2 separate regions of the Homo sapiens genome follow, and region 2 is linked to region 1. Evidence: chromatin contacts called from ENCODE Hi-C or POLR2A ChIA-PET data. All regions are on one chromosome and are shown on one strand. Each heading gives the region's core, a stretch centred on a gene start or an enhancer-like site at or near the end of the contact. The rest is flanking DNA. Distances are from core to core; before and after follow the strand shown.

What was found. Hi-C counts contacts between places; a loop is a spot of excess contacts on that map. ChIA-PET counts read pairs that join two places held with the same protein, here RNA polymerase II (POLR2A).
Region 2: a loop to region 1 is called in a map of posterior vena cava, with 8 times the contacts of the local background. The contact joins the enhancer-like site here to the promoter of LINC01381 in region 1. A Hi-C loop is called at or near these places in 2 of 168 maps with a recorded cell type or tissue (IMR-90 and posterior vena cava). POLR2A ChIA-PET finds 5 or more read pairs at or near these places in 1 of 52 experiments (B cell).

The regions. Positions count from the first base shown.
Region 1 is chr2:25,202,672-25,207,071 of GRCh38, forward strand. LINC01381 (long intergenic non-protein coding RNA 1381) reads left to right here and starts at 1,642. Exons shown (of 2, transcript NR_132378.1): 1 at 1,642-1,878. RefSeq lists a silencer at 1,640-1,979.
Region 2 is chr2:24,859,062-24,863,273 of GRCh38, forward strand. All of the region lies in intron 3 of ADCY3 (adenylate cyclase 3), which reads right to left. Among named protein-coding and RNA genes, the nearest start is that of ADCY3, 59 kb to the right of the region's middle. Within about 2 kb of position 2,675, at least 5 of the 41 ENCODE cell types and tissues checked have a DNase peak (open chromatin) inside an H3K27ac peak, as active enhancers do.

The DNA of each region.
Region 1 (4,400 bases), core at 392-2,891:
AACATATATGTTTGTATATGTATATATATGCAATTGTGGTGGTCACACAACTGTAAACATCAGTCAAAATGCACTGAGTTCAATACTTAAAATTGGGGAATGTCACTGTTTGTGAATTATGCCTCAGTAAAAAGCATGCTTTAGAGTCTCTGGGTGTCCAGGTTCACCAGGCACTTTCACATAGATTATCTCCAGCAGCCCAAACAACAGCCCCATTTCACAGATGGAGAAACTGAGGCCAGTGACTTGCCCACATCCCATAGTGGCAGACCTGGGCCCCTCCTTCAGAGCTTGTTGCTCACAGGATATGGGCCTGAGGGATTTTTTTTTTTTTTTTTTTTTTTTTGAGACAGAGTCTCGCTCTGTTGCCCAGGCTGGAGTGCAGTGGCACGATCTTGGTTCACTGCAACCTCCACCTCCCAGGTTCAAGCTATTCTTGTGCCTCAGCCTCTCCAAGTAGGTGGGATTACAGGTGTGTGCCACCATGCCTGGCTAATTTTTTGTATTAGCCAGGGTTTTGCCATGTTGGGCAGGCTGGTCTTGAACTCCTGGCCTCAAGTGAGGCCTCTCAAAGTGCTGGAAGTACAGGCGTGAGCCACTGTGCCCGGCCCGTGAGGGACTTTTGAGAGGACAGGAGCCAGCCATGGCTGGAATAATCCAATGTACAGAGTCTACCTGGTGCGGCTGTTGCTGTCTTGCCCTCGGGGAGTTCAGCCCCTGTAAGAGAGGTTCAGTGGTTCGGTTCTGCTCAGGGGGTTCCTCAGGCCAGTCTGGGAGACACTGGGTGACACTCACATTCCTGCACCCCCTAGTCCTGGCCCCAGTTCACACAGACCACTCGCTGTCATTGGGTAGGTATTAGGGTTCTGAGTCAGATGTCCTCCAAAGAAGGGGTTCTACCACAAATTGAGTTGCCAGATTTAGCAAATAAAAATACAGGCCAGGCCAGGAGTGGTGGCTCATGCCTGGAATCCCAGCACTTTGGGAGACCAAGGCAGGAGAATCACTTGAGCCCAGGAGTTCGAGACCAGCTTGGGCAAAATAGCGAGACGCCCCCCAGCTCTACAAAAAATACAAACATTAGCTGAGTGTAGTGGTGTACATCTATTCTGGAGGCTGAGGCAGGAAGATCTCTTGAGTCCAGGAGTTGGAGGCTGCAGTGAACTATGATTGTGCCACTGCACCCCAGCCTGGGCAACAAAGCAAGTCCTTGTCGCAAAAAACAAACAAACAAACAAACAAAAAACCAGGACAAAACGTTGGAGACATTCTGATACTAAATAGGACATCCTAAACAGGATAGATGTATACTAAAAATGTATCTGTTGCTTATCTGAAATTTGAATTTAACTGGACCTCCTACATTTAACCTGGCAATCCAAACTGAAAAAAAAAACCACCTAAAATTAAAATTAAATTAACAAAATTTAAATTTAATGAAATTAATAAAATTTAAAACAAAACTAAAATGAAAGAAAAAGTAAAATAAAAAAAATTTTTTAAATGAGTTAAATTAAATGAAACGAGAATAAAATCCCAAAAGAGGTGAACACTGCACAAGCGCGCACGCCTGCGCCGAGCGCCCGTGGCCCAGCAAGATGGCGAGGCCGCGCCTTCCCCACCCAGGCGTGGGGTCCTCGGGCCTCTGCGCGGCGCTCGCCCGGGACTGGGACGCAGAGCCGCGGACGGCTTTGGGGACGCCAGGGCTCCGGACTTCCCCGGCGGCGCCTCACGGGCGGCAATCGCCCGCGAGCCTTGGGGCGCGGCACCCAGGGCCTCCCCACCGGGCTCCGAGGGACGCAGCGGCCTCGCCACCGCATTAGGCCGAATCCGGTGCCTTCTAGAAATGGCCTCCTGCAGCTCCAGAGCGCCTGCAGGGTGAGCAGAGGCTGCTCTGTTTTCAAGAAAGCCGCGCGCCCTCATGGCCCCGCAGGGCCCCTCACGGCCTCTGCTGCTCTGGGGAGAAGGTAGCCGGCGCCACCGAGTCCCAGGAGGTCCCCGGACGCCCGCCCGGGCCCCGTGGGAGGGTGACGCCCGTGACAGCTCCTCTAGCTGCACTCTGCTGCCTCTGTCATTCTGCCACTCAAATCTCTGGCCTGACACTGTGCAGGCGGAAACAAGTGGGGGGCCCCTAGGTTTTCCCCCACAAATCTGAATGCTGAAAGGCGCGCCAGAGAACTTTTGCTCACTTGGGGAAAAGCCGATCTGTACCTTAGAAAGGGCAATAATAAGGATATAATATTAAATTAATAATACCTAATACAGTCATAAAGGTCCAGAACCTTATGCCCAGGCACCCCACTCCCTGGGAATGTATCCTAATGAAATAATTCAAAGGAATAACCGTGCCCTAGGCATAATCATGTTCATTATGGCATTATTAGTGTGAGCTAAAAATTGAAAACAACCTCGCCACCTAGCAAGGGAGAATGGTTAAGGGAACGGTTTTACACCCACTAGATGGAATGCCGTGTAGCCAGTAAGTGATTATTGCAAGGTCTGTAGAAACACGGGGAAATGTTTATAATGTAATCTTAATGAAAAATGGTTTAACATGAAATGGTAAATTCTCATGGATCTCAACTCCTTCAGAATTGCTTTTTCTTTTAATCGAAAATGTTATATAGATACTTGCAGATTCACATGCAGTTATAAGAAAATATAGGCCGGGCGCGGTGGCTCACGCCTGTAATCCCAACACTTTGAGAGGCCGAGGCGGGCAGATCATGAGGTCAAGAGATTGAGACCATCCTGGCCAACATGGTGAAACTCCGTCTTTACTAAAAATACAACAATTAGCCGGGCATGTGGCATGTGCCTGTAGTCCCAGCTACTCGAGAGGCTGAGGCAGGAGAATCGCTTGAACCCGGGAGGCAGAAGTTACAGTGAGCCAAGATCGGGCCGCGGCACTCCAGCCTGGTGACAGAGTGAGACTCCGTCTCAAGAAAAAAAAAAAAAAAAAGAAATGATACAGAGATCCCACCTCTACCCAGTTTTCCCCAATGGTAACATCTTGCAGAACTATAGTACAATATCACAACCAGCATATTGACAGGGATGTAACCTGCTGATCTAATGCAGATTTCCCAAATGTTACTTATACTTGTGTGTTTTGTTCTATACAGTGTTATCACAATTGTAAATTACAATTTTACTAGAGCTGGGTTTTTTTTTCTTTTTCTTTTTTTCTTTTGAGACAGAGTTTCACTCTTGTTGCCCAGGCTGGAGTGCAATGGTGCGCTCTCGGCTCACTGCAACCCCCACCTCCCGGGTTCAAGCAATTCTCCTGCCTCAGCCTCCTAAGTAGCTGGGATTATAGGCGTGTGCCACCACACCTGGCTAATTTTGTATTTTTAGTAGAGACAGGGTTTCACCATGTTGGCCAGGCTGGTCTCAAACTCCTGACCTCAGGTGATCTACCCACCTCGGCCTCCCAAAGTATTGGGATTACAGGCGTGAGCCACCACTCCCGGCCTAGAGCTGTTTTTTAAAGCACACGTGTGCATATGTAGAAATGTGTTATATAAATGGTGGTATTTGAAAGATTTTCTTTTCTTTTCTTTCTTTTTTTTTTTTTTTTGAGACACAGTCTCGCTCTGTCGCCCAGGCTGGAGTGCAGTGGCACAATCTCGGCTTACTGCAAGCTCCGCCTCCCGGGTTCACGCCATTCTCCTGCCTCAGCCTCCCAAGTAGCTGGGACTACAGGCACCCGCCACCACGCCCGGCTATTTTTTTTAATTTTTTTTAGTAGCAATAGGGTTGCACCGTGTTAGCCAGGATGGTCTCGATCTCCTGACCTCGTGATCCACCTGCCTCGGCCTCCTAAAGTGCTGGGATTACAGGCGTGAGCCACTGTGCCCAGCCGAGAGATTTTAGTTTAAATATTTATCTTTAATGCTGCTATGTCATCTTATCAATTAAAAGAGGGGAAGGCCAGGTGCGGTGGCTCAGGCCTATAATCCCAACACTCTGGGAGGCCGAGACAGGAATTTGAGACCAGCCTGACCAACATGGTGAAACCCCATCTCTACTAAAAATATACAAAAATTCTCTGGACATGGTGGCGCGTGCCTGTAATTCCAGCTACTCAGGAGGCGGAAGCAGGATAATCGCTTGAACCTGGGAGGCAGAGGTTGCAGTGAGCCAAGATCGCGCCATTGCACTCCAGCGTGGGCAACAGAGCGGGACTCCGTCTCAAAAAATAATAAATAAAAAGAGGGGATAAGTTGAGCTAGAAAAGGCAGGTGAAAGAAAGGAGAGAATGGTGGGCCAGGATGGCAGAAGGCAGAGATGCCGCCTAGCCTTGCCAGGACTAGCCATACCGTCTTGAGCAAATCAACGAACATTCTTTGAACTGCAGTTTCTCAACAGTCAAGCGGGGATAATTTCCCCTGCCGTAT
Region 2 (4,212 bases), core at 1,425-3,924, 340 kb before region 1:
CTTTTCTCACACTGAGAGGCATTCGAGGCTAAAAGAAAAACTAAAAATATTAGATATCTTTGTGGGTGGTTCTGTGAAGAAGATAGCGAGTACAATGCAAGGCTGATGCTGGGGGTGGGGACGTGTCTGTGTGTCTCCTGTGAAGCAGACAATGGATTTGACCCATTACATTAGACGCGGAGAATGCCATGATGCAGCCACGGTGCAACGAGCAAGACGCAGAGCAGCTATGGATCCACAGGCAGAGGCACAGCCCTCCCACTCGACACCAGCTTCGTCTCCTCTTCCCACTCTTAGTGGTCCCCCTGCCCCGACCTCACTGTTGCCAGGATAACAGTGGCATGGTGGGGCTTGGCACTAGAAGCCCAACCCCAGGCCAAGAGGCAACTGGCCTCTGGCTCTGACTCCCCTCTCCCCTACCAAGCGCCTATAAGAACAGGGCTCAGGGTTGATGACACCTTGTCCTAATAGCAAAAGGTCTTGGGGGAAACAGTGACCAGGCTTGGGCAAAGGTTACAGAGGAAGAACATTCAGAAAAGCAAGAGATACAATCCAAGCTTAGGAAATGGCAGCCTCCCAGTGTCCCAAGCTCCGGGGCTCCCAGGAGAGGGGCCTGACGCTTGTGGTCAATGGGCGGTTCTTCCCTGTAAGACCGGCATGAAGGAAAAACACCATCCCTAGTAACAGGTGACCCTGCACGTGGGTTAAAGCAGAAGGAGAGGTGGGGAGAGGCAGCTGTGTCTCTGTGCAGTCCCCCAAGACCTGAATGGAAACCCACCCAGCGTCCACCTCAGCTGTCTCCCCAGGATCCCAAGGGTGAAGATGGGGATGGCTTTCTACCCTAGACCCTGTGCAGTCTGCCCTGGGCTCTCCCTCTACGTGCCCTGGCTGCAGCATCCTCCTGTCTGAGGGTGGGCACTGTGGACAGTCCTCACCTCCGAGGGAGGACCAGGCACAGGGCCAGTTAACCACACAGGACGCGTGTGAAGGAAGCATAGGCCTGCCCCTGTCATCCCTCCATCTTCCCACATCCTCCGTCAACCATGTTCCGATCCCTGGGAAGTGATTCTGAGTATGATTCAGAGAGGCTCAGTTTTGTAGCTCCACCTGGCAGCAGGTGTGTGCTGAGTGGGTTTTCTGGGTGCCGCCTGTTGCCAGGTGGCGGCTGGGGTGCTTAGCAACCCTCAAGGTCCCCAACTAACCCCTGAAGTGTGGTCACATGGGAATAAAGACAAACAACTCCAGTTCTGTCCTCTGGGCCTCCTGCTCTACCCTCACATGCCCACAGAGCCGGGAGGCTGGACCAAGGTCAGCATGCACCCTGGCGGCCCCGCACCACAGGGAAGCGCCATGGCACTGCCTGCGAAGCCAGATATGTGTTCGGCAGAGGCAAAGAGGACGCTTCGCATGCCAGGGCTGCACCAAGAGCTCCAAATCCACAAGGCCTCAGGGCAGGGCAGGCTCCACTACCTCCCTGAAGGAGACTGGAGCCAGGGAGGTTAAAGCAGCAAAGCCACTGGAATCTGAGACCCTTGCCATTACCCAAATGCTCTGTTGCCTCAATGCACCCTTTGACATGTGGACATGCTCACCCCAGTGAGGAGGCAGAAAGGGATGCCTGTGCTTGAGGGACTGTGCCGCCTCACCCTCCTGGACCATGGCTGGCTGCCCACCCATCTGGGAGTTGACTGTCATTAGGAGGCTGGTCATCTTCATAACAGAAGGTACAACTTCCCAGGGGATGGCAAGAGAGAGAGCGGGCTCAGGTCACCAGCGCATCCCTACACCTCACTTCACAGCAGAGGAGGAAGCTGAGGCCCAGCGAGGAGACACCTGCTGGGACAGCCACATGGCCAGGGCTGCCCTTCAGCCGCACACTCTTAAGGCAGCTTAGAAAACAAGATAAATAGCCGAGCATGGGGCTCACGACTGCAATCCCAGCACTTTGGGAGGCCAAGGCAGGCAGATCACTTGAGATCAGGAGTTTGAGACCAGCTTGGCCAACATGGTGAAACCCCGTCTGTACTAGAAATACAAAAATTAGCTGTGTGTGGTGGTGGGCACCTGTAGTCCCAGCTACACGGGAGGCTCAGGCAGGAGAATCGCTTGAACCTGGGAGGTGGAGGTTGTAGTGAGCCAAGATCGTGCCACTGCACTCCAGCCTGGGCGAAAGAGTGAGACTCCATCTCAAAAAAAAAAAAAAAAAAAGATAAGAGCACCTGACCAAATAAAAAGTGAGACATGGACCCTGGGCACTCAATTCTGGAAGGAGGCCCCTTTTTTGCAGAGGGTAGATTAACGATTGTTTTTATAGGAGACACTCATAATTTTTTTAAATGGAGAATTTTCTTAAAAAAGACATTAAGCACACATGTAAGTAAGGGATGGCCTGCTCTGACACTGACCTCAAATGGCTCTTTGGAGCCACTTCCAAACCAGGTTCTGTTTCCTCTCATACCAGGACTGTCTGCGGCCCTTTCCAAAGTGTTTTTCCATCTATTATCTCATTTTTATTCTCATGAGGAGCTTTTACAGGAGGAAAGTGAAACGGGGTCATGCAGCCTCTAGTACCGGCCTGCACTCAGCTCCGAAGACCCGTCAGCTGATGTTTCTGAAACGTCAAATCAGCCCAGAGCCCACGCCACTCCCAACGTCAGCCCCAATGCCTTGGGAGGGAGTGACCTCTGTCCTGGCTGGAAGAGAGAAGGGGAAGGATGCACAGGCCCCAGCCAGCTCCCATCCTACCTCACCACCCTGACTTCAGCCGGTGCCTCCCCAGGGGCTGGGGGCCAGCGTGACGGCATCTTGGAGCCCCAAAGGGCTTCATGGTTTTTAGACTCCCCTCTGCCTTATTTCATGTGATTCCCAAACTATCCCCTAACAATGGTATTATTTTTAATCCCATTTTCAGAAAATTAAACTAAAGACCAGAGAGGTAAAGTACCAACACCACACAGAGAAAGCCAGGGCTCACAGTCCCCCAAAAACGCTGGCAGAGGCTGTGGATGCAAATCCAGGTCCAAGATGACCAGCGGGGTCATCCCTCCCCAACCCCCAGTACAGACAGGTATCCACCACAAGGTGAGGCTGGAGCATAGGACTGTGGGACTGTGCTAGGGTCTGGGTCCCTTGTCCTCACGTGCAAGGCCTGTCCCAGGGCTCACCAGGTCCCTTTCTATCTGGTTTTAAAAATCAATCTCGGTAGCCGGGCGCGGTGGCTCACGCCTGTAATCCCAGCACTTTGGGAGGCTGAGGTGGGCGGATCACGAGGTCAGGAGATCGAGACCATCCTGGCTAACACGGTGAAACCCCGTCTCTACTAAAAATACAAAATATTTGCCGGGCATGGTGGCGGGCACCTGTAGTCCCAGCTACACGGGAGGCTGAGGCAGGAGAATGGCGTGAACCCGGAAGGCGGAGCTTGCAGTGAGCCGAGATCGTGCCACTGCACTCCAGCCTCGGGGACAGAGCGAGACTCCGCCTCAAAAAAAAAAAATTAATTAATTAAAAAAAATAAAAACAAATAAAAATCAAGCTCGGGTCCCAAGTTTTCTTTTGGGGGAAGATGTTGCGGAACTAGCTAGAGGTGGTGGTGGCACAACATGGTGAGTGTACTAAACCACTTTCAAGGGGTTTCATTTTAGCTCTATAAAAAAGAAAAAAAAATGAAGCAAACCTGAGTTTTTCTAACTGCATATCTAATTTATAATACCATATTCATTTTTAAAAATTATTTTTCAAAAAAAGTCCCAGATTAAGGGAGGTTTTGGTGGCCTCTTCTACTTTTCTATATCTTCAAAATTGTATCCAACAATCATATGATGGTAGAGAGTTTGAGTGTCTATGTGCAGGCACTGTGCAATAACTACTTAACACTTATCTCCCCTAAGGCCATAGGAGAGGGGCAGAGACTCTGGTACTTGGCTCTCAGCTGCTATACTATGTGAGAGGAAGGTGTTACATTTATAATCTCTTAATCAGGATAAAACATGGCTAGGACACTCTCAAATATCAGGACCAAAAAAAAGGCTTGAAGGAATATGCCTCTGTGATGGTTAATACTAAGTGTCAACTTGATTGGATTGAAGGATACAAAGTATTGATCCTGGGTGTGTCTGTGAGGGTGTTGCCAAAGGAGTTTAACATTTGAGTCGGTGGGCTGGGAAAGGCAGACCCACCCTAAATCTGGGTGGGCACAATCTAATCAGTGGC